Regions from separate parts of the Homo sapiens genome. Here regions 1, 2, 4 and 5 are each linked to region 3. The links are chromatin loops, found by intact Hi-C in ENCODE. Cell type or tissue: heart left ventricle. All regions are shown on one strand.

What was found. A loop is a pair of places that touch in the nucleus more often than their neighbours do. Peaks named below come from ENCODE experiments on the same cell type or tissue, not always from the same donor. Only the 100,000 strongest peaks of a DNase experiment are listed, where the experiment ranks them.
Region 1: a loop joins it to region 3, with 2.0 times the contacts of the local background. A loop is called at or near these places in 2 of 110 quality-filtered maps.
Region 2: a loop joins it to region 3, with 2.7 times the contacts of the local background. A loop is called at or near these places in 7 of 110 quality-filtered maps.
Region 4: a loop joins it to region 3, with 2.1 times the contacts of the local background. A loop is called at or near these places in 5 of 110 quality-filtered maps.
Region 5: it touches region 3 in a loop (19-fold over the local background); 86 of 110 quality-filtered maps call a loop at or near these places.

What each region holds. Positions count from the first base shown.
Region 1 is chr3:185,042,838-185,047,837 of GRCh38, forward strand. The region is part of intron 46 of VPS8 (VPS8 subunit of CORVET complex); the gene reads left to right. Among named protein-coding and RNA genes, the nearest start is that of C3orf70, 110 kb to the right of the region's middle. In heart left ventricle, no CTCF peak of the experiment used is centred here; no DNase peak of the experiment used is centred here; H3K27ac peaks cover 1,363 bases.
Region 2 is chr3:184,961,941-184,966,940 of GRCh38, forward strand. VPS8 (VPS8 subunit of CORVET complex) reads left to right here. Exons shown (of 48, transcript NM_001009921.3): 38 at 2,528-2,617; 39 at 4,731-4,773. Among named protein-coding and RNA genes, the nearest start is that of VPS8, 150 kb to the left of the region's middle. In heart left ventricle, no CTCF peak of the experiment used is centred here; no DNase peak of the experiment used is centred here.
Region 3 is chr3:185,174,667-185,179,666 of GRCh38, forward strand. It overlaps EHHADH-AS1 (EHHADH antisense RNA 1), which reads left to right. Exons shown (of 7, transcript NR_038990.1): 2 at 2,654-2,772. Among named protein-coding and RNA genes, the nearest start is that of EHHADH-AS1, 14 kb to the left of the region's middle. RefSeq lists enhancers at 544-1,068, 815-1,109, 1,069-1,593. In heart left ventricle, a CTCF peak has its summit at 2,298 (motif pointing left); a DNase peak (open chromatin) is centred at 1,075; H3K4me3 peaks cover 451 bases; H3K27ac peaks cover 1,178 bases.
Region 4 is chr3:184,952,245-184,957,244 of GRCh38, forward strand. The region is part of intron 36 of VPS8 (VPS8 subunit of CORVET complex); the gene reads left to right. Among named protein-coding and RNA genes, the nearest start is that of VPS8, 140 kb to the left of the region's middle. In heart left ventricle, no CTCF peak of the experiment used is centred here; a DNase peak (open chromatin) is centred at 2,217; H3K27ac peaks cover 715 bases.
Region 5 is chr3:184,873,240-184,878,239 of GRCh38, forward strand. All of the region lies in intron 21 of VPS8 (VPS8 subunit of CORVET complex), which reads left to right. Among named protein-coding and RNA genes, the nearest start is that of VPS8, 64 kb to the left of the region's middle. In heart left ventricle, a CTCF peak has its summit at 1,983 (motif pointing right); no DNase peak of the experiment used is centred here.

The sequences.
Region 1 (5,000 bases), 130 kb before region 3:
CCCCCAAGCTGTTGCCTTTCAAAGCAGGTTGGGCAAGGAATACCAATCCTGTGTGGGAACAGTATGTGGGTTTCAAAGACTTTAAACCAATTGGGGGACATTTTCTTTTGTGAGGGAGCAAAAACAGGTGACCAACACCAAACAGAAGATACTTAGGTTCCCTCATCTAATGACACAGCCTTCACCTAGTGCTAACCTTATGATGGCACCACACAGGATCCCGGTAGGCACTCGGGCAGATGTAGCATCAGCCCCTACAGACACAGACCAGGCAACCCAGGGTGTCCGCGAGCAGCCCATGAAACCGTATACATTCAGAGCACCTTATGTTTGTCACTAACATGTCATAGTGGGCTTTAGGGTTAGACCTGTTATCAAGAGTTACCCTGTCTCTTACAAGCTGTATTTTAATATGTCTAAACTTCAGTTTCCTCACAGGTAAATTAGAGAAAATAATTTCTCCTTCATTGGGCTAATGTATACATTAAACACAAACGCAGCTAGCAGAAGGCCAGAGACTAATGGACAACAGGAAATGAGCTTTCTCCATTTCCCTTCCCAGCCCTTCCCTCACAAGAAAGAGCCTTGTAAGGTAGGCTGTGCAGAGATTTCCCTGTTTGTAGTTGAGACAACTGATATGAGGGATATCAACACAACTAATTAGTGTCAGAGCCAAGTTCAGACTTTTTTCTGTGATGGCAGAAGGCATTCGTGAACGCCTAGTGTGTACCCAAAACTGTCATGACATTGTATGTGAAATGTCTCACTGCAGAATGAAGCTTAGTTCTTAACACTGGGCTTTGGTCTAGGCTTCCAAAGTCATTTTTAAGCAGAACACTAGTAGCTATATTTATTTCCATTAGCTGCTCTCTCGTTCTCTCTCATGGGTCTTTTGTTTATACTTTATAGAATGATGGGATGAGTTTTGAAATTAAAGCAGAATCATGAAGGATCCCCAGAAGGAGGGCAGGTGTCCGTCAGTTTCACAGGAGCTTGATTAGGCAAATTGACCCAGGCAAGTCCTACACTGCTCCTCACACAACCTTTTGGGTCCCTTGAAAGTGACTTTCGGCTGGGCACAGTGGCTCACACCTATAATCCCAGCACTTTGGAAGGCCGAGGCAGGCGGATCACCAGAGGTCAGGAGTTCAAGACCAGCCTGACTAATATGATGAAACCCCGTCTCTACTAAAAATACAAAAATTAGCTGGGCATGGTGGCATGCATCTGTAATCCCAGCTACTTGGGAGGCTGAGACAGGAGAATCACTTGAACCCAGGAGGCAGAGGTTGCAGTGAGCTGATATCGTGCCACTGCACTCCAGCCTGGGCAACAAGAGTGAAACTCCGTCTCAAAAAAAGAAAGAAAGTGACTTTCGTCAGGCTTCTTCCAGACTGCTGCCGAGAGAATGGCAGACGAAAGGCATCTCTGGAACTGGACTGTCCCAATTCAGATCTGGGCTCCACCACCAACCAGAGTGACCTTGGCATATCACTGAATCCCAGGACCTGAGTTTCTTCACCTGTAAAATAACAATAAGAAAAGTACCTACCTCGTAGGGTTTTTGAGATCATTAAATGAGATGATCCATGCTAAGTACCTGTAACAGTGACTGGCACATGGTTATTACACGATCGATAAAGTGAGCCGCTGCAGCAGGGGAGGGAGGGTTGTCGCATCTGAGAAAACGTAAACCAGTGTTTTTCCCCTGTGCTGTGAACGGTCACCATGTTGTTTCTTTTTAATTGTGGTATCGAAGGGCTTGGGTTTTTAAGGTTATTTTTCACTGAGCCTTTCAGTCTGTCTCTGTGGCCTCAAGCACTCGCCTCCCTTAGAACTGCTCATTCTAGGGTCATGACTACTACTCTAAATGAATCTCCTGCAGAGACTTTCTGCCACATTTTCCCCTCCTCTCTCTAGGCAGCTTAGCAACTTGTCTGCCTGTTGTAGTATTTCATTACCTAATTCATTATTAGCTGGGACCTACTGAGAGTTTTGAGGCATTGGAGAATGAGGGTCTATGAAGAGTCAGGTTCAATCTGAGAGCAAACTGTGTTGTGGATGGGAATTTAGAAAAGGTATTTCCTGGTTGCAGAGGGGAAGGAGGTGTGTGGCTTTTCCTTTATCTCTGAAGCCAAACTTTGATTTAGGCAAAACTTTTAACTATTAAGGACCTCCAGTGTGAAACAGCTTAGGTGGTGGCAAAAGACTGGCTGAGGCTATAAGAGATACAAGGAAAGATTTGAAAGTGAGGTGGAGGGCAGGCAGGGAGAAAAGGTGGAAATATGCTTCTCAGTCCACTCGTCCTACTCCATCTCCACCTTCATTGCCACCAGTGTCAATACAAAGTGGCCCGTGTCTCTCGCAAACTAGGTTTGATCTTCTCATGTGTTAGTGTAGAAAGATAATTAGGAAAGGAAGTGTTAGGGTTTTGATTTCAGGATCTTAGTAATTGTAGAGAGTAAGAAACGAACAAGCCGAGCTCAGGCTTCTGTGACTGTCCGTGTCTTCAAGTATGATTTGGAAGGCTTCGTGTCCAGTATCCCTAGGAGTAGTACCATCCCTGTTCTTGAGAACTTGCCCTGTAGGGTGGCAGTGGATCATGGTTGTTTTCCTATATCAGAGCTTGATATGTTTGTTAAGAGGTCTGTGACCGGGCACGGTGACTCATGCCTGTAATCCCAGCACTTTGGGAGGCCGAGGCAGGTGGACCACCTGAGGTCAGGAATTCAAGACCAGCCTGACCAACATGGTGAAACCCCATCTCTACTAAAAACACAAAAACTAGCCGAGCATGGTGGTACATGCCTATAATCTCTCCTACTCAGCTGAGGTAGTAGAATTGCTTGAACCTGGGACGCTGAGGTTTCAGTGAGCTGAGATCACGCCACTGCACTCCAGCCTGGGTGACAGAGCAAGACTCCGTCTAAAAAAAAAAAAAAAAAAAAGAGGTCTGTGGATCCTGAAAGCCCTGATTTGTTTTCTTCCTTCCAGCGGATGTAGTTACTGCTCCCACTTCCACATCTGTGAGTCACTGAGCTTTGCAATGTGCTGGCACCCCATGTTAGCCCAACACCCCTCTCCCTGGGGCTCTCAGAGATCATCAGGACCTCGTTTTCCACAGGATTTCCTTTAATGCTGAGTACTACAAGGTCATTTCCAGGGTTGCCACTGTTTCTTCCTCTCGTATTCACTACAGTTTAATTTTTAGCTCTTAACACTGGACTTTGTTACATGGGAAGAAAGAAATTTGCTCTAACAGACAGCAGCAAATGCATTTTTCCTTCTCTTCCAGTTGGAAAATCACTCCTAACCAGTTTTATCCTTGGGGAGGTTTAGTGGTCTGAGAATACTTTTATGTTTTTGGAGTGAACAGAGATTATGTTCATATTTGGTTGCTTCCCCTTTATTTTTTGTCTGACCTTAATTTGGCATCTGTAGACGGAAACTGTTACTTATCTTCAGGGCTGCCATGTATCTTTGTGACATTGCCCCTAATTTGCTTCTGAATATGCAGTAAAAGATAAAAGCCATGATTAGGCTCAGTAAACATTACTGTTTTTCTTGAAACTTTCATGCCCTAAATGCCTGTTAATCTCATGGTGCCCACCTCTTCCCTGGATGGTGGAGTGTGGCCTGAGGTGGCATTGCCCTTTGATCAATTGGAACAAAGACTCAGAGGAGAGATGTGACCTCCTCAGGTTATACAGGGAGCTGGTAACAGGATTGGAGCCCATGTTTCCTGATTTCATCCCATTGTTCTTTCTAGGGGGACACTTCTCTCTGGGAGTATAAACAACACAATCGCAGTAATTACTGCCATTGATTGAACATCAAATAGATGCCAAGCCCATACATTATGTCTAATTTTCATAACAATTCTGCAAAGTAGAGTTTTACAGATAAAGAAACTGAGACTGAGAGAAGCTAAATTCCTTGCCCAGAGCCACTCACCTAGTCTTGGGCAGAGTCCAGATTGAGCCCAAGTGTGTCAGAGCCCTGCCCTGTGTTCTTACTGCATGGCGAGGGTTGGTCACAACGCCAGTGATAAATAGTAAGAAATCAGAAATCTGCATGCCGGCCCTCCCATCCCTTCATTTGATCAGCAGATGATGACTCTGTGGCTGCTCTGTGCAAGCACAGTACTGGGCACTGGTGAGCAAGACAGAGGGAGCTGACCTTAGCAGCTCTCATTTCCATAAAGTTTTCCCTCTCACACTCGGCATACCCTCTCCTGCACATCCCCCAACCTCCTTCATTACCCAGTTTTGCCTGTGCACGTTGCTCTGATGTCCCCTTCCTTTCTGTTTCTGTAGCCACATCAGGACGAGGGCCACATGATGTTGCTTCTTGGAGACTGGCTCTGTGCGCAGTACCTGCGGGCCTTCCTGTGCTCTCTAGTTAGTAGCGCTCAGTGAGAACTTGCAGAGTCCCGTGCATCTGCTACGTGTTCTGTGTGCATTACCTTCTTGAATCTTCATAGCCACTTTATGTGATGTAGCTATAGTCATTATCCCCATGTGAGCAAAAACAAACAAACAAGCAAAAAGTACCCAACTCGGAGAACTTGCCTAAGATTATGCTGCTAGTAATTGCTAAAGCCAGGGTTTGGGCTTAGGCTGATGAACTCTGCAGTGCAGGCTCTTACCCACCAACCTGTGCAGTGCAGACGCTTGGGACAGGTTCATGATATAGGGCAAAGAAAAACGTCCTTTTACCAATCTTATACATAAACAAAAACACTTCTGAAATCAACTTTTAACTATGGGTATCTCTGAATTGTAAGAAAAGCTAGCGTATACTGAGCCCTCGCCTGGTACTAGGCAGGCGACACTTTAAATATATATCTCATTTAATTTTTGGTAATCTCAAAAGGTAAGCATTACCCCTTCCTTCCCACAGGTGAGGCAATTGAGGCTTAGAGAAGTGAGGTGACTTGCCTAAAGTTACATAGCAGGTTACTGTCAGAACTAGTATCCAGATTCTCCTCTGACTCCAAA
Region 2 (5,000 bases), 210 kb before region 3:
TAGTAGAGATGGGGTTTCACCATGTTGCCCAGGCTGGTCTTGAACTGCTGACCTCAAGAGATCCGCCCACCTTGGCCTCCCAAAGTTCTGGGATTACTGGCGTGAGCCAGTGCACCCGGCCACTTTTACTAAATTTTTAAAACATTTTTATACATGTAGATCTACTTCATTCATTTAATGATCTTACGGTAATCTATCAAATGAATGTGCCAATTTGTTTATTTCCCTGTTGGTAAACATTTAGATTGTTTCCAATCTTTTGCTGTTATAAACAGTGTTACAGTGTACATCCTTGTATATATCTTCTTGTGTGCCCATATGAGGGTTCTCTGAATAATATACTTGCAAATGGAATTGTTTAGACAACCAAGTAGTGTAGTTCTACTGATTGCCAAGTTGATTTCCAGATTGTTTCTATTCTCATCAGCAGTGTCTGATATTTGCTGTTTTTCACATCCTTGCTGATACCTAGTATTTTTAGTCTTCTTAATTTTTGCCATGGTGGGTATTAGTGATTACTCATGACATTAAACATCTTTCCATATGTTTGATGACCATTGGAATTTTCTTTTCTCTGAATTATTTATTCATGTCATTTGCCCATTTTTTCTGTTGAGTTTCTGTGTTTCTCTTATTGAGTTCAAGAAGTTTTTTCTGATTTCCCAGTCTCTAATCCTTTGCTAATTTTATGTGTTGGAGGTACTTTCTTCCAATTTATTATGGCACATCATTTAACTTGGCTTTTAGTGACTTCTGTTTTAGTTTACCATTCTTTAAGGCTTAAGTGTGTGTGTGTGTGTGTGTGTGTGTGTGTGTGTGTGTGTGTCTTATTTCCTTTCCTATTTTAATGGAATAAAGGACATTCTCTTTTATATATAAATTTTATAGTTCAGCTTCTTACATTTAGGCTTTTAATCCATCTGGAGTTAATTTTTGCAAGCTGATCAAAAGAAGGATTTTTATCTTCCACATGATGGCCAGTGGTCCATGTGGCATTTTATTATCCATTCCTCACTGATTTTTAATGCCATACTGCCATATACTAAACTCCCAAATATACATGACTCTGTGGGTTCCATTCTCTTCCTTTGGTTGTCTTTCCCTATATCCATACCACATATTTTAATTAATACAGCTTTTCAATAGATTTATTATTTGGAAAAAGAATCCTCCCTCCTTATTCTTTTTCTTTAAAATGCTTTGGCTATTTTTAGTGTCCTACATCTCCTAGTATTCCACATGAATTTGGAGATCACATTCTCAAGTTTCTTTAAAAGATACAAACTCTCTGGAATTTTGATTTATGAATACATTGAATTTATAGACTAATTCAGAGAGAACTGACATCTCTGTAGTGTTGATTCTTCTCTTTCAGGAAAATGTATGCCTTTTAAACTGCCTTTTCTGCTCTTTGGTGAGGTTTTATAGCTTTTATATAAGGTTCCTGCACATATTAAATTTGTTCATAGTTACTTTATAGTTTTTGTTAATATTGTACAAGGAGATTTCTCAAGATGACCTTTCTATATTGATTGCTGCTGCTGTTTTAAAATGTTACTGATTTTTGTACATTGTTTTCTATGGAGCAACCAGGAAGAATTCTCTTAAAATTCAATTTCTAGATTTTTATGACAATAAGAAGAATGGCAGTTTTATTTTAATTCCAATCTTGTAGTTTTTTCTTTCTTATTGGATGTCTAGGATCTCTAAGGTATTGGCGAATAGAAGCAGTGACAGTATGACTTCTAACCTTGTTCCTGATTTAAAAGGGAACATATCTAATATTTTACATTAAATATGGTATTTATCATAGGATTTTGGTAGATAATTTTTATTAAGAAAATGTTATCCCCCGTTTGAATAAGAGTGTTTTGTTTTTGTCATGATTCGGTGCTGTATTTTGCCAAATGCTTTTCCTGCATTTATTGAGACTATCATGTTTTTTTCCTTTGTTCTGTTAAACTGTTAATGTGTTATTTGTTCTAATAAACATTTTTTCTAACCTGTTAATCTTTTCAAAAAAGCTACAGTGGAGTTTGTGAAATCTCTCTTTGCTGTCATTTCTGTACTTTTTTCCTTTTTTCTCCCTAGCCTAACTGATACTTCTTTTTTTACTAATTAGAGATTTTGTTTATTAATTTTTATTAATATTTCACAAGTTGATTTGTAATGTTTTCATTGTCATTTTCAATTTTTTAATAATTATACTTGATCAAGTTCTAGTTTGTATTGTTAGTATGTATGTATATAAGTTAGCTTTTCTCCAGTGTGTATACCTAATTCAGGTGTGTAACATTTTTTTAAAATAAATAAATGAAAAAAATGAGTGAATTTGGTCCAGTTAGAACTCCCAAATGATCTACTATATGACTAGAAAGTCAGCTATTTGCATATTGTACTGTAAAATATCATACTAATAAGGTATAAATTCATTATTTATCATATGAGTTTTTTCATCCTCAATGGGATCTTCCCACTCCACAAATAAGATTGGTGAATAAAAATATTTATCTTTTTTATTTCCTAGATTACTCAGAAGTATCAACTTCATGAAGTCACCGCTTATCTATTGGAAAAGAAAGGAGATATTCATGGTGCCTTCCTAATAATGTTAGAGGTAACACTTTACTATGTTTCTTTCATCATATTTCTGTCTATTCCTCTATTCATTCATGAATCCATCTTAATTATGTTTCAAAGCCAGTTGCAGACCGTAATATATTTTACCCCTGAATATTTTTATCATGCATAGCATTAACTAGAGTTTAATATTTCTTTGTGGTACTTTTTTAAAAGGTAAAATGTACAACAGTAAAAAAAAGTCATAAATGTACTATTTGATGAGTTTTTGACAAGTATTTTTATATATATACCACAATCTGTTTGCCCATTCCTCCTTCAGGGGACACCTGGGCTGCTTTACCTTTTGGTTGTTGTGAACAGTGCTGCTGTGAACATGGGTGTACAAACGCCTTTGAGTTCTTGCTTTTATTTCTTTGGGATATATACCCAGAAGTAGAATTGTTGGATCAAATAGCAATTCTATTTTTAATTTTTTGAGGAATTGCCCTACTGTTTTCCATAGCAGCTATGCCACTTTACATCGCTACCAGCAACACTCAGGGGTTCCAGTTTCTCCGCATTCTTGCTAACACTTTCTGTTTTCTTGATAGTAGCCATCCTGATGGGTGAAGTGACGTAGCAGTTTTGTTTTGTTGTGTTTTTTAATATTGTCGTGTGGCTAGGAATAGATTAGGGATATCATATTTATATTTTAAAATGTTCCATATTGGCTTCTCGTTTCTTTCTAGCCATATGATTCTAAAATAAGCCAGGAAGAATCATCCACAGAGGCTTTGTGTAGGCTCTTAATCTCTTTTAATCTGTAAATTACTCCTATACCTCTTTCTTTTTCTTGCAATTTATTTGTTGACAATACCATGAACCTAGTATTAAGGAATAAATAAGAGTATTTCTGACATTGATGAGAGGAGAAACAGGAGATCTCTGTGGGGCATGAGGCCATCATTCATAAAGGTTTAGGAATACAAAGCAAAGAAGTATGGATGACCAAGAGAGTGCCAGCAGCTTCACTAGGGCTCCGCTGTGTAATATATAGGCAGGTCAGGCGAGAAACAACGGCTAGGTCCAGATTTGGACAGATTTTGTTGGACACGCTAAAGAATTGTAGCTAGTCTTCTTGTCACACAGGATCAAATAAAGGTTTTTAAGCAAGAAACGGATTTGATGTTTGTTTCATAAAGACTACGCTGGTGACTGTTGGGGGATGGAAGGCAGGATACAGAGAAGAGGGAGGTAAAACAAAGCAGACAATACTTGGGAGGCCATTGCAATGGTACAGGTATGAGTCTATGAGAGCTTGAACTGGGTGTGTCAGTGGCAATGGAGAGAAGAGGGATAGATTTGAGAAGTTATTGATCATTTGCATATGGTATGAGGTAACTGAGAGGAAGTAGTTGATGATTTTAGCTTATAAGCTTTTTACTCATAACCCAGTATATTACACCCCTTTTACTCACAACCCAGTATATTAGTCTCTTCTGTGTTGCTCTAGAGGAATACTTGAGGCTGGGTAATTTTTAAGGAAAAGAAGTTTATTTGGCTCACAGTTCTGCAGGCTGTGTTAGCATCTAGCATCTGCTTCTGGTGAGGACCTCAGGAAGCCAGGGTAAAGGAGAGCTGACGTGTCACATGGCATGAGAGGGAGCAAGAGTGGGGTTGGGGGAGGAGTGCCATGCTCTTTTAAACATCCAGCTCTCATGTAAACTGATAGAGGGAGACGTCACTCATTACCACAGAGGGGCGCACCAAGCCATTCGTGACAGATCCACTCCCATGACCCAGACACCTTTCACTGAGTCCCACCTTCCAATATTGGGAATCACATTTCAACATGAGATTTGGAGGAATCAAATATCCAAACTATATCACCCAATATGAATTGGATTCCCTTATCCAAAGTGACTGTGGTGGGATGACAGAAGCAGAGGTGGGCAAAATGAGTGCTACTTGATCTTTGGGTCCCTTTTCATACTGCTAGCTGTACTTTCTATAAACAGAAGAGTTTACTTCTGACTGACACTAAAGGACTGTTCTTAATAACCTTGTAGTTTTGAGGGGTTTACCTTTAAAATATGTTAATTCAAGTATTGGGTGGGTAGAACTATAAAGTGTTCCTTTTTAACTCCTATGTTCTTTTTATCTCCTAGAGACTACAAAGCAAACTTCAAGAGGTAACACATCAAGGTGAAAGTAAGTTCTTGAAAATAATTACAACATTTTTCATCCTTGGACCCCATGTTTTAAAAGATGTTTAATAAATTGCATTTATTATGTAATAATTACACTTGCATATATGCATAATTACTGTTTATTCATTTTAACATGGATCCAAATTTTAGCTAATTTTCAAGAGTTCACAACAGGAAATCATAGAAACCATTGTGGCTTTGTGATGTTAATTTTCGGTGGAGTTAAAT
Region 3 (5,000 bases):
GGTGAAACCCCCATCTCTAAAAATACAAAAATTAGCTGGGCATGGTGGCGCACACCTATAGTCCCAGCTGCTCAGGAGGCTGAGGCAGGAGAATCACTTTAACCCAGGAGGCGGAGGTTGCAGTGAGCCGAGATTGCGCCACTGCACTCCAGCCTGGCAACAGAGCAAGACTCCGTCTCAAAACAAAAACAAAATCAAAAACAAAACAAAAAACAAATAAACAAACAAAAAACTTGGGTTTATCTCTGTGTGTCCTTGGAAAAGTAATCTTTCTGTGCTTCAGTTTCCTCATCTGTAAAACGGTGATAATAATACTGGAATGCCTACTGCATAGGGGTATTGTGAGAATTAAATGAGTTAATACAAGCAGAATATTTAGAATGCTGCTCTGCAATATTAGGGGTGGTGTATGTTTTTTCAATGATAAATACAGTGATCCACAGATGATGAACTTGATGGGTGGACAGAGAGAGTGTGCTGTCCTGTTCTGATTTTAGGAAAACAAAAGAAAAAAGGACAATTATTATTATGCATATACACATATTTTAAGGTATATTAAAGATGCATTTTGTGTCTGTCTCTTTCTCTCGTCTGTCTCTCTTTAACCCAAAAACGGTGTGGTTTTACACATTTGGCAATTATGGCTCCAAATATTCTACTAACTAGAGGCACAAAAACAAACAGCTCTGGGGCATCAGAGCAAGACCACTCCCCAAATTGCCCCTTTCGCTTAAGCCAGCCTCTAGCCTTGGAATCTGGCTAGCACTGCCAGGTTGCCTAAGTCCACAAGCAGTAAAAGAGGGCCCTAGTATGCTGGGGTTATTTATCTTGGTGTTGTCCTCTGGCCCAGCCCTGCCCAGGAACAGGAGACAGACGGCCACACAGAGCCTTGCCTCTGATAACTGGGGGGTGGAGAGGTTGAGAAACAACGCTTCACTCAGCAACTTCCTGCTCCCTCCGAGGAAGAAGAAAGGGGTGTCTGTGCTAGAGCCACTCCCTTGCCAGCAGCCCAGCAGAACAGCTGCTGATCCTCTGCATCCCCACGTCCCGGCGGAGGCCCTGGGAAGTGGGAACATCAGCTGGAGAGAAAAGGAGAAAGCAGTACATTGAGTGTTGCTTAGGCCGCCTGCTTCGCTTTCTTCTCTCGCTCTCCCCAGAGACAATCTCGTGGCCTGTGTTTCCCCGCAGGCAGGCCCCAGCGCCCTCAAGCCCAGATGTCTGCTGTCCACGCTCTTCTGACTTCCGGAAAGCTAACATCTCAGATTCCCTCTCCCTGAAGGACCTTTGGGAAGTCCCAACCCCCACCCCAGGCTCTTCACTCCCCCCGGGTCTGCTTCTCATTCTCTCAGATAGATTTATAACTTATGTAAATAAATGTACATGATTAGCCAAGTGATTATGTAAATGGCGCCTTCCTTTTCTCGTCCCAATTCTGGTGACAATAATGATTAAAAGATGGAAAATAGAGTCAACATGTAAAAGGTAAAGAAGCTGGAATTTAATCTGAAAAAGCAAGTGTAATGCCTATTTCACGGCAAGGTTCCATTTGCACAAAGGATAAAATAAAAGAGGTCACTGACTCTCAAATTTCCATGAAAGCTCTAAAACGGTAGCAAATCAGGTAAAATCTGACTACCTATATTCACTGATTTTCTCATTAAAATTAGTGGCTCTTAGGAAATGGCCAGGTAGACTAATTGCTATACTGTATGAATGGCTCGTACTATGATTACAGTGATATACAGTATATAGCATACACTCAAAAAAATCCCTGAATTTACTAATAGACAAAATATCTGTGTAGAAAGAGCCACAAATCCAACTGTTAAATTATTATTTTTAAAATTCTTGCCCATATTTTAAAGAATTAATAAAGCTAGCTTTTCAGGAACCATGTAAGAATAAGCAATTGGATTTTAAAAATTGAAATGGTATTATTATGCTCACTCTTGTAGGCTGAACAAGAGCTACAAAAAATTGTGTACATCTTACATAATATTTTAACTCTGGGAAGCCAAGTACATAATGATCATGAAAATCTACTAATTTCAAATGCTGCTGCAGCTGAAATTCTATCTCCAATTTCCACCGACTCACATTGCCTATTATTTATGAAACTGACCCGCATCCCACCCATGCACAAGTTCCAGGAGCCTACAGAACATTTTGTCTAAAGTAATAAAAACAATATTAGAGAACCGCTATTGAACATAGAAATTATATTCTATTACTTAGTTAATAGTTGACCCCGAACTCAGAATTTTTAAGAAAACTTCTCAACAGCACCATCTGGTGGGCAGTGCAGCAAAAACACAAAACAAAACACAGCAAGACGAAACCCACACTCCATACTTTGAGTTCTTGGAAGTGATTATCAATTGCGCTTCATTAAGTTTGTTTTATTTTCCAACGTAGAGTCTACATTATGAGATGTTTCCGAGGGCCAGTTGGGTAACTGACAATTTAGTGGTATGGCCAAGACGTTTTCTGTAACAGTTCATATTTCAAATACTCATACATTCTAATAACAAATATTCTTGAGTTTTATATTCTTTGTTATGTAATATTATTGTCTCGAAAAAGTGGATTTGTAAATTGTACAATGAAATGTAATTTGATTTTTAATTCCTTTAAATTTTTTTTTTTGAGGCAGAATCCAGGCTGGAGTGCAGAGGCATGATCTTGGCTCATGGCAACCTCCACCTCCTGGGTTCAAGCAATTCTCCTGCCTCAGCCTCCTGAGTAGCTGGGACTATGAGATTTTTTTTTAATGTAAGTCACAAATCATCAAACTTTTTTTGGATCATTTGTTCTATAATTAGGGGTGGGTAGACAAGGCGAAAGTTAGGTTACCAATGGAAATTTGGCTTTTACATTTCTTACGTTAAGCTGTGCCAGGTAGTTTTGAGGCAGATGATGGATGAGCAATCTTTCTACGGCCTTCCTTCAGTGTTCTAACATAGCCTGGGCTAATCTCCAGCATGCAGAACACAAGGTGGGATCTTTTAGAATGGCTAGTCTAAGACAAGGTATAAACTAAGATTTTTATTTCTTCAACAAATATATTGAGCATCTCCGATGTCCAGGCACTGGTCTAGGTTCCAGACACAACAACAAACAAAACACCAAAAATGACTGCTTGTAAGGAGTTGATATTTTAGAGGGGGAAGCATAGAAAGTATTGTCAGACAGTAACTGTGCTATGAAGAAAATGCAAGATCAAGGAGACAGGGAATATTGGGGAAGGGAATGGTTGCTGTTGATACGGAATCATCAGAGAAAGCCCTTCTAACAAGGTGACTTCAAAGCAGAAGGAAAGAAGTGAGGCAGAAATCTGTGCAATAGCTGAGGGAAGTGAGTTTCAGGTAGACAGAATAGGAGGTGCAAAGGCCCTGGGGTGGGAGTTTGCTTGGCATGTTCAGAAAATACCAAGGAAGCCACGTTGGCTTGGACAGAGAATGAGCAAAACATTCAGAAGGTGAGGTCAGGGAGCTAATGGGGTTAGATCATGTAGGGTCTTGTAGCATTGTAAAGGCTGGTTTTTACTCTAAATAAGATAGAAAACCACGGACTATTTTGAATACAAGAGCTATTCTGGCTGTTGTGTTGATATGGTTGTAGTAAAACAAGGGCTGAAGCAGGGAGTCCAGTTAAGACACCATTGCCTCAGAGGAGAGGCAATAATAGGTTGGACCCAGTGATAGCAGAGAAGGCAGTGATAAATAGTTGTATTCTGAATATATTTGCTGGTAGAGCCACCGAGATTTACTGATGGATTAGATGCGGAGAGTGAGATAAAGAGAAGAGCTGAGGATGACACTAAGGTGTATGTCCTGAGCAAATGGCAGAATGGAGCTATCACTTACGGAGAATGGGGCAGATTTACAGAAGTCTGTTTTGGGGGAGGACTGGAAGGGGGATGGAGAATATCAGGAGCTCAATTTGAACATGTTAAGTCTTAGATATCCACTAGACATCCTAACATAAATGTCAAATAGACAAACAAGGGAGAGGTCTAGGCTGAAGGTACGAATTTAGGAGTTCTCTGTGTACAGATGATATTGAAAACCACGAAACTAAATGAGATCACTGAGACAGCAGGTATGGAGCATGAAAAAAAGAGATTCAAGGCCTGGGCCCTGGGCTCTCCACTATTTAGAGGTGGGGGAGATAGACAACCAGTAATGGAAACTGAGCAGGAGACCAACGAGGTGGAAGAAATAAAGAGGCTGGTGAAGTCCTGGAATCAGGCAAAGCAAGCTTTGTAAGGAAGAGGGAATGATCGATGAGCTAAGTGAGATGAAAACCAGGAATTGATCACTGGATTCAGCAATAAAAGTGTCACTGGTTGGCCATGCGCGGTGGCTCACTCCTGTAATCCCAGCACTTTGGGAGGCCGAGGCAGGTGGATCACGAGATTAGGAGTTCAAGATCAGCCTGGCCAAGATGGTGAAACCCCATCTCTACTAAAAATTAGCTGGGCATGGTGGTGAGTGCCTGTAATCCCAGCACTTTGGGAGGCCGAGGCGGGTGGATCACGTGGTTAGGAGTTCAAGATCAACCCGGCCAAGATGGTGAAACCCAGTCTTTACTAAAAATTAGCCAGGCATGGTGGTGAGCGCCTGTAATCCCAGCTACTTGGGAGGCTGAGGCAGAGAACTGCTTGAACCCGGGAGGCAGAGGTTGCAGTGAGCCAAGATTGTGCCACTGCACTCCAGCCTGGGTGACAGAGCAAGACTCTGTCTAAAAAATAATAAAAAAAAAAGTGTCACTGGTGGACTTGACAAAGGCAGTATTGGTAGAGTGGTGGTGATCAAAACCTGACTGGAGTAGGTTTAAGGAAGAATGAGAGGAAAAGATAGGAAACAATGAGAAAAATCAGTAGAGAAGTTTTGCTGTGAAGAAGAAGCAAGCTGGTAGCTGGAAGGGGAAATGGGATCAAATTTTTTTAATAGAAAAAGGATTTTTAAACAAGATTTTATTTAAGATGGAAGAAAGTA
Region 4 (5,000 bases), 220 kb before region 3:
TTGATTCCTCTGATAATAAGATAAACCAGTCTGCATTGGTGACGTGTGTGGGGATTTTTCCCCACACACCAATCAAGCAGTTCTCTAGTGGGCACCAACTGGGTAGCCTACAATTTCACTCATTTCTGACACTATGTATCTGGAGTTACTGTCAGATCCTTGCCAACTGAAGAATCACAAGGTTCATAAATTTTGAAAGGAGAGCTTTATTTCAGATAAAGAGTTGCAACCTGCAAGGTGGCCATTCTACGGGCTGGGAAGTGTAGCCTCTGGCAGAAGCTGAAAATAAGCAGTTCAAGGGAGGGGTAAAGGGAATAGTAATTTACGCTGAGTAGAGTAGCTAAGTATATATATTCAGTAACCTATAGGAAGAGTCATGAATATTTATGAAAGGAGAAATAAGCACATGCACAATCAAGCTTCACGCCTTTTTGTGGGACCCGTGTTCAAAATATGGCAGCATTAGCACAATCCAAATGGGCTGTTTTCAGCCCTCTGATGTCAAAAGGTGAAGCAGATGACACGAAAACCCTCACTGCATGTCCTCTGCCATTCGGCAAAACAGTTGTGGAGGTGGTGTTTAGTGTTTAGGAAAGGATGTGTTGTGAAACTGGTGAGCTGTCACATTGAAACAGCAGAGGAGGAGCAAGAGTCTGGTCACAACCTCAGACAGTTGGCTAAAGGCAATGAAAGAATGAGCCATATGTTTTTTGTTTTCCAGAGCTGTTTTCTGTTTACTCCTTAGGAAAGAATTCTGGTTAAAGGTTAATAAGGGAGGGGCCTACTGAGGCATGTCAGACCTGCCATCCTGTCATGGCTGGGAACTCAATTTTTAAGATGGGGTCTGTTACCAAACTGAACCTGGGTCCACTTACCTGGTGCAGTAAAGCCAAACACCCACATTGAGGTTTGCAGTGAGAGAACGGAGGGCATTTATTTGCAGGGCACCAAGCAAGGAGAATTGGCAGTTCATGCTTAAGACCAGACATCCCTGATGGCTTACAGGAAGAGTTTTTAAAGGCAGGGGAACATTTCAGGAAAGCAGAAATTACAGGCCAAATTGCAAATCACTACATGGAGGTTTTATACATTGATTTGGCTTAAAAAGGTGGGATATCTTGAAGTGGGGGTCCTATATGGCATAGGTGGATTCAGAGATTCTTTGATTTGCAGTTGGTTAAGGAAGCAAGGCTTTGCCTGAGAACTTGGGGTCAGCAGAAGGAATATTAAGGTTTGGCTTGTGGGCGTGACTCTCTTCAGACCCTTTAGGAAGCAATCTAGAGCAAACAACAGCAGACAGAGCTCAGTCCTCAGGGGCCCCCTTATCTGAGTTCTGCATGACAGTGGTTGGCATTTTCCATCTGGTTGTGGTGCAGGTTTCAGAAAAACAACTCAGGGACATATGTTAAGATGTTATCTTTAATTTCTACAGGGAATCAAACATCTTGTGGCTCTAACCTACTTGGGTGGCTATTGTTGTAAGCTGTTTCTTTGTTATCAGGTTGCTCATTTACTTCTAAAGACTAGCTAGATGCCTGGAATTTCCCTCGAAGAGATTCAAGATTTTTCCTTATTTTCATGCTTGAAGGAGGGAAAGGTGTGTGGCAGGCTGCTAAGAGAGGCCCCTGCTCCATCTCAGTTTCATTAAGTTGGTTGGGGAGCTTAGGATTTTCCTTTTATTTCTCTTCCCACAGGCTTAGTCCCACAAAACTAGCCCCTACTTCAGGTGCCGAGCATAAGCCCCAGGCTGTAACCTGTGCTTCTGACCAACTAGGACTTTAAATCAGGATACCCTTGACCCTCCTCCGCAGGTTCCATTAATTTGCTAGAGCAGCTCACACAATTCAGGGAACACCTTACTTACATTTACTGGTTTATAATAAAGGATATTACAAAGGATATAGGGGAACAGCCACATAGAAGAAATGAATAGGGAGAGGTTTGTGGGAAGGGCCAGGGAGCTTCCATGCTCTCTCAGTGCACACTGCCCTCCAGGACCCTCCACATGTTCAGTGATCCAGAAACTCCCTGAACTTAGTCCTTGGGGTTTTTATGGAGGCTTTATTATGTAGACGTGATTGATTACATCGTTGGCCATTGGTGATCAAGTCAATCTTCAGCCACTCTTCCCTCTCCAGAGGTGTCAGGGCTGGGGTGGGACTGAAAGTTCCAGCTCTCTAATCACATGGTTGGCCCTCCTGACAACCAACCAGCCCTTATCCTGAGGCTGGCCAGGAGCCTCCAGCCCTCAGTCATCTCACTAGTATGTAAGAAGATAACACTTTGGAAAGCTTAAGGATTTTAGGAGCTGTGTGCTTATTATATCACAATATTATATTCCCACATAGAGAACTGCCGTGTCCCTAGATTTATCATGGGCTGCTTCTAATTTCTCCATGTAGGACTTTCCGATAGGATTTATTCCTAATTATCTCTGACTTTATAGCCCTAGTCCCTGTAGTTTTCAGCCCTCTATTCTTCGTTTTTGTGGGCGAAAGATTACCTAGGTGCCGAGGCAAGAGACTGAAGGCACAAACTGTTTCAGTATAATAAAGAAAATAGTTAAAATAAGAATAGTTATAATACAAATTAGATATAGAGATGATCATGGACAATTATCAATCATTATTATAAACATTAATCATTAGCTTTTAATATTACTCTTTGTTGCTTTACTAATATAACCTAGGAATAACCGGTGGGTATAGGGTCAGGTGTTGACGGGATATTGTGAGAAGTGACCTAGAAGGCAAGAGGTGAGCCTTCTGTCACGCCCACATAAGGGCCGCTTGAGGGCTCTTTGGTCAAGTGGTAACGCCAGTGTCTGTGAAGGCACCTGTTACTTAGCAGACCGCGAAAGGGAGTCTCCTTTCCTTGGAGGAGTCAGGGAACACTCTGCTCCACCAGCTTCTTGTGGAAGGCTGGATATTATCTAGGCCTGCCCGCAGTCATCTGGAGGCCTAAACCCCTCCCTGTGGTGCTGTGCTTCAGTGGTCACTCTCCTTGTCCACTTTCATGTTCCTCCCGTACTCCTGGTTCCTCTTTGAAGTTCGTAGTAGATAGCAGTAGAAGAAATAGTGAAAGTCTTAAAGTATTTGATCTTTCTTATAAGTGCATAGAAGAAAACGCTGACATATGCTGCCTTCTCTATCTCTGCGGTGGCTACCTAAAAGGGAAGGGCCCCCTGTCCCATGATCATGTGACTTGCTTCACCTTATCACTTAGAAGATTCATCCTCCTTACCCTGCGCCCCCTCGTCTTGTATGCAATAAATATCAGCACGCCCAGTCGTTTGAGGCCACTGCTGGTCTCCGCGTCTTGGTGGTAGTGGTTCCCCGGGCCCAGCTATTGTCTCTTTATCTCTTTGTCTTGTGTCTTTATTTATTACAATCTCTTGTCTCTGCACACAGGGAGAACACCTGCTAAGCCCCGTAGGACTGGACCCTACACGTTTTCCTCTGTTTGAAGGCAGTCCAATGTACTGTCTACATTCATTTCAGTTCAGTTCAATATATATTTACATCAGATTACTGAGCACTATTTATTATGTCTTAATGATGGGTAAACAATTATGAATGCAATACCATGGACTTTACAATGTGGTTGGGGACACACATACTTAAACATGATTTTCAAGTTGTGGGTGAGAACTAAGGTGGTGGTATACATAGGGAATGGCCAGTCACTGAACAAACTTCTGTATTAAAGGCAGTTATAAGATACAAAAAAAAAAAAGAACACTCTTTCTTTGGAATTTATAGCCAATTTGAGGAGATACTGAATTAGCCCATCAGCAAGTATTGAAAGTTCCAAGCAGCAGAATTTTTTTAGTTTATCGTTTACCCACCTCTGGTATCACAAAGCTCTTAAATTAGGGAAAATGCCCTGTGTCTAAATACAGTCTCTTTTTCTTTGACCCAAGCTTCTTATTAGTAAAAGTAGAAGCACTACTTACCATCACTTATGAATAATCACAAAATCCAAATTGTTCTTTCTGGAGTCCAGAGAGTCCCACCCTGTGGCTATTGATGTACTGTACATGGTTACAAGTGTGCCTGCAGACTGTCTCAGCTCTTGGGACAACCAGAGTCCCTTGTGAGCAATCTTACTTCACTACAGTGGACCAAACAAATATCTTATTTTCTGTGTGCCACAATATGAGAAAACCTGGAAACTACTTCTTTAGACCATGTGCTTTAACCTTTCTTCAGAACTGGGCTAGTTTTCCAAGCAATCATTGTTGTATCTTATTAACCGTATTCCAGTTATTTATATAATAATGAGCTTTAGTTGAGGAATTCCGAAGAGAAGATAGGACTCTCAGAAGGAACTAAGTTCTTTTGAAGCTAGAGAGAGGATGATTCTTAGGTCTCCAATGAACAGTTGATTTCCTAAGCAGCTACTTTCGGCCATCAGTAGTTGAGTGCTTGAGTGGCCAGTATGATGCAGTTAATACTCTACTTCCAAAACTTTTGTGTAGGCATTGTGAATAGCGGGCTATGTGAGTAGCTGGTGTACTAGGCAAATGAACCCATAAATATTGTGTATTTTAGTATTACTCCTTTATTTATTATAACAATAACCAAAAAAATTAGTCCTCACTATGTGCAAGACATTGGTTAGCTTCAAAAATTTACTACTGAGAAGATACCTGGTACCTACCCCTCACAGAATTTATAGTGTTTTAGAGAAGATAGATAATTAAAGAAGTCATTGCAATGTGATATGATTGGTGCTATGAAGAATATAAAGAAGAAACACTTACTGAGATTGGAAGATGGTTATATATAGTTACTTAGAGATCAAAGTATTAGGACTAAATTGGGTGGCTCTTGTTTCTTTTAGAATAAAACACAACTTTTGGTATGATTTAGAAGAGTTTCAACTGAATGTTACTTCCTTAATTATTCAACATAACCTGAGTAATATTACAACTTACAATGCCTCTTATGTAATGTACAGTTTGCTCAAGTAACCTAAATAACATTGAGACTTTCAAT
Region 5 (5,000 bases), 300 kb before region 3:
GGAGATGGGACTCATATCCAGGTCTTTCTGACTTCAAAGCCCAGTTCTTAGCTAATCATTGTATTATACTGTTATTTTAAGAGCAAGCACAGGGAGAAGATGAGTGAGAAGGGGTGATGTTAATAAATCACCAAGAATGAGAATTACAGCAAGCATCTAAACTGTTTAATACTTAACTGTGTGGCAGACACTGTTACAGACCCTTTATGCATATTTATTAACTCATTTAATTCTTATCATAACTCTGTAAGGTGGCTACTGTTACTATTCACATTTGTAAATGATGCCGAGGCACAGAGAGGTTAAATTATTTGTTCCAGGTCACAAAGCTAATAAATGAGAGAGCTAGAATTTGAATTCAAGCAGTGGGCTTCAGGGTTTACATCCAGACTGCCACACTATACCACAGAACAATGCTCCTCATTTTGACTCCATTTTCATGACCACAGAGAATGGTTTTAAAGTGGAAAAGTCCAGATAAGTGTATTAAAAAACTGAAGCCGACCATATGTAATGTGTAATATCATTATGATTGTTCAACTCTCAAGACCCAGTAGAATTATAACCCATGATACTGTTGAAACAATCTGGGCCAACATGAATAATTTGCAAGTAACTTTGCGTCAATTTTCAAATAAGGCATTCTTGATTAAGTGTGGAGTATATACAGGGAGACACAATTTATTCCATTCAGGAGGACAGTTTTCTCTGGAAAACGTGACCTTCAGTGCATTAGGATAGGTGAAGTGCATGCACCGTCAGCCACAAATCCGTTGTTTTGTTTAATCATATTTAATCATAAAATAATTATATAGGTTGACTTTTAAAGTGTTTTTTTTTTTTAAGTAGAGTGGACTTTGGAGACTATCTGCTGACATCCCCAGTGTGAATTGTGAAGGTTTTCCTTGAATTCATCTCAAAACAACCATGTTAAACTCATATAATTACCTTTTTGAAAGGAATATAAAGATAGTATATTCCTGGAATGCCTGTGACGTAACATAATTGATTTCATTAAAGCATTTGCCTAATTTTTCCATTATCTTTGTGGCTGGAATAGATTAGTAAATAGTAAATAGATTTGCAGCTAGATAAATATTTCTACCCAAAAATATTCTTTGGTGGCTTAGTATTAATTACATCCTAGGACTCTTTCATACCCAAGTTTTTATCATTGATTTGGGTGAAGATTTAGTGACTGGCCTGTCAAATCTAGGTAGCGCCAAGAATCAAGGTTCAAAGTGATCTTGACAAGAAAGTGCAATCAAAATCATCATGAGTTGAAATTTAATGAAGATTAACATCAAGACTTAGATTCATTAGATTGAAATAATCAAATTACGTGAGTACTGGATTGGGAAGATCTAGGTGGACAGGGTTTTAGTTGACCATAAACTTAGTATGAGCCAATTGTGTGTTAAGACTCAGATACAGGAAAGTACTGGTACTACTGGGCTGCCTGTTTGAAATAAAACTGCTAAGGCATTTTGTAGGCTGTTGATAAACTCAGCCACATCCCACAACTGAGATGGTGGAAGGTTTTAAAAACAACAGTTAAAAAAAATACTGGGTTGTTTAATCTGAGGAGAAAGTAAGTGGAGACATCCCTGCCTAGAGATGGTAGAAGGCTGTCCTATGGGATTAGCCGTATTGCTCCAGAGGGAAGGCCTAGTATATAGTGGGTGGAAATCAGGAGATGTATTTCAGTTTAAAATGACCTACTTATGATGTAACAGCTCTTGGATTTATGCATCTCTTATTATGGAATGTATTCAGATAAAGGCAGGATGACCAACTGATGGAAGTGTTTTTAAAACTTTTTTTTTTTTTTTTTTTTTGCTCAGTGGGAAGGTCTCAGATTCTGTATCTGTCTCAAGAAGCTATTATTGGAGACATAAGTAACCTCTAATTCGGTTAGTTGAAATTCCTATTAAGACTGATCTCTGTCACAGTCAAAATACTGAGAATTTGTGTTTTACCAGCAGGTGGCACCTCCTGCCTGCTGCCTCAATTTTAATCTTTACCCTTGGTGAGGAACCTCACCTTTTCCTTAGAGTCAGAATATGTAAGGCTATTCACTATTTTTGCTTTTCTCCAAAGATCAATCAATATTTGTCCTGTCTTAGTTATAGAAAATAACTTTTGGATCTTGTCACATTTTGGACAGGTTGTGGCTTTTATTTATCTGAGAAAAGATTTCAACCTATAATTATAATTTATTTGTATCATAATTATTATGGTAGGATAAAAAGGAATTACAGTGTTTTCTGTCTCATACATCTTGAGACTTGCCTTTTCTTCTGGCTTTCCTCATATGCGTTTATATATGTTCAAGTGTTTCCCACCCTAAAACTAAGTCAAGCAGCAAACAAATTCTTTTGTTTGCCTCACGCCGTCTCTAATATCCTATGCTTTCTTGTTCACCCATTCTTTATAGAGCCAGACATCTTACAAGAGCTGTCTCTGGCCAGGGATGATGGCTCACACCTACAATCTCAGCATTTTGGGAGGCTGAGGCGGGTGGATCACTTGAGCTCAGGAGTTTGAGACAGCCTTGGCAACATAGTGAAACCTTGTCTCTACAAAAAAAAAAAAAAAAAATTAGCTGGGAATGGTGGTGCACAGCTATAGTCCCAGCTACTCTGGAGGCTGAGGTGGGAGGTTCACTTGAGCCCGGGAGGTTGAGGTTGCACTGAGCCAAGATCACGGCACTGCACTCCAACCTGGGTGACAGAGCAAGACCCTGTCTCAAAAAAAAAAAAAAGAGTTGTCTCCATTTCCTTACCTCCTTCTCATCCCTTAACCTATTCCATGTCTATAAATTCTGTGGACCCTTTTATTTCTCATCTTACTGGTCCTCAGCAGCATTCAGCACATGAAGACTTCTTGAAATAGTCTGTCCATTTTTGGCTTCCCTGATATCATGCATTCCAGTTTTTTCCCTACCTCTCTGACTGCTTATTGATTCTCTTTGTTTATTCTTCTTCCTTTTCTTTACTTAACCAAGAAATGTTAGGATTCTTCACAATACCCTTCTATTTTTATATCAATGTTTGTCAAGATGTCTGTGTACCATTTACTTCAAAATCATTTGAAGATATTTGTTAAAAATGCTTTTTTTTTTTTAATTTCCCAGGCCTACTGAATCAGACTCTCTGGGATTGGTGACCAGGATTTGTAGTCAGCTTTCAAGATGTCCCTTAAGCACATTAAAGTTTACAAATCACTGCTTTACATTCTTCCCTAGGTGATATAGGCACATGGCTATCTAACCAGTGTTAACAACCTAGATTGCTCTTCTGAATTCTGAGGTCTATAGAGTAAGTTGCCCATTTACATTTCTGCTTGGATGTTTTGTAGGTACCTCAGACTCTGTTTCCTCACAAAGCCTTTTCTGAGGATTCCTGTGTTAGTGAGTGGATCCACCATGCACCTAATGCAAATTGGGTGATTCTTGTCTTTTACTTGTTCCTGGCTATTCTGCCTCCTGACAGTTTCTCTCATCTGTTTCCACCATGCTGTTAATTCTGCCACTATCCTAGTCTAAGTGCCCATCATTTCCCTCTTGGTATATTATAGAATTCTCCAAATCGATCTCTTTGTACACATTCTTACTGTACTTCATTTCATTTTCTACACAGCAGCCAAAGAGAAATGTATATCAAATCTAGATATGATGCTTTCCTAATTTTAAAATATTTTAAGGACTTCCTATTGTTTCTGAGGTAGAGACTAAATTCCCTAACATTTTCTAAGGCTCTGCATGGTCTACGCTTGCCTAACTGCTCCTAATTCTCTGTATTGCTGTTATACTAGAGTTCTTTCCAGTGTCTTAACATCCCTGTTCTCTCTTTACCCAGAGCCTTTGTGCACAGTGTTCTCTCTGCATAAAAAATCCTTTCTCATTTCTTTGTAGCTCAACTAGCTCTGTTTATTTTCAGGTCTCAGTGTAATTGTCCCCCAGATTAACTCAGATCCATTTCTTTCTAAAATACTATGCACTGAAGTCACTCATTCAATGTCAGTTTTCTGCAGCTAGCCTATGTATGTTTAGGGACCTGTGTAAGTTTAGGAACATGTCTGTTTTTTGTCATTGCCGTATGCCCAGCATCTGGTTCAGTGTCCTTGATAAATAGTTGTTGAGAGAATTTTTAAAAATATATGAACTTATGTTGTAGAGCTTGCTTTGAAAGCATGCTTTCAATTTAAGAGGTTTGAGCTAAGAACCAAATGTAGGACTTAGTATTTGCAACACATATGTCATAATGATGGCTCATGTGGTGTGCTGTATGCCTGATGGCTATCTTATTTAGTCCTTATAACGTACTTGAGGAGTGCTTATTATTTACCTCCATTTTCCAGAGGAAATAGACACACAAAGGGGTTGAGTAACTTGCCCAATATCATTGAACCGGTGAATAGAACCACCATAGATACACACCCAGGCTGCCTGGCTCAGGAGCCTCGACCCTGTACTGTACTATGTTTCATCCCACAGTTTATTCTTTGATAATCTCAGACCAATGTGTTGTTATGTAACTCACTTTGAAACAGAGAGGACTAAGTAATTTATGAGTTTTGGGAGGATATTGAAATATATGAAAAAGAAAATACAAATGAATTTTAGCATAACCATGGTAAATATACCTGAACAATTGACTGATTTGAGTTGCTAGCAGTGTTTTCAAACTAAGAAACCACTGCTAATCAGTTAACTGTGGAAACAGTATTTTGGGTTATTTTATTTTGCTATGCTTAATATATGTGTTTTTATTTGTTTTTGAAACAACGTAGAGGTATAAATAATGAGGCATTTTAATGCTGTAATGTGAATCAAGCTTAAAGGATTTGAAAAATAATATAATTTTAAAAGACCCTTTTTTTTTTTGAGATGGAGTCTCACTCTTGTCCTCCAGATTGGAGTGCAGTGGCATGATCTCGGCTCACTGCAACCTCTGCCTCCCGGGTTCAAGCTATTTTCCTGCCTCAGCCTCCTGAGC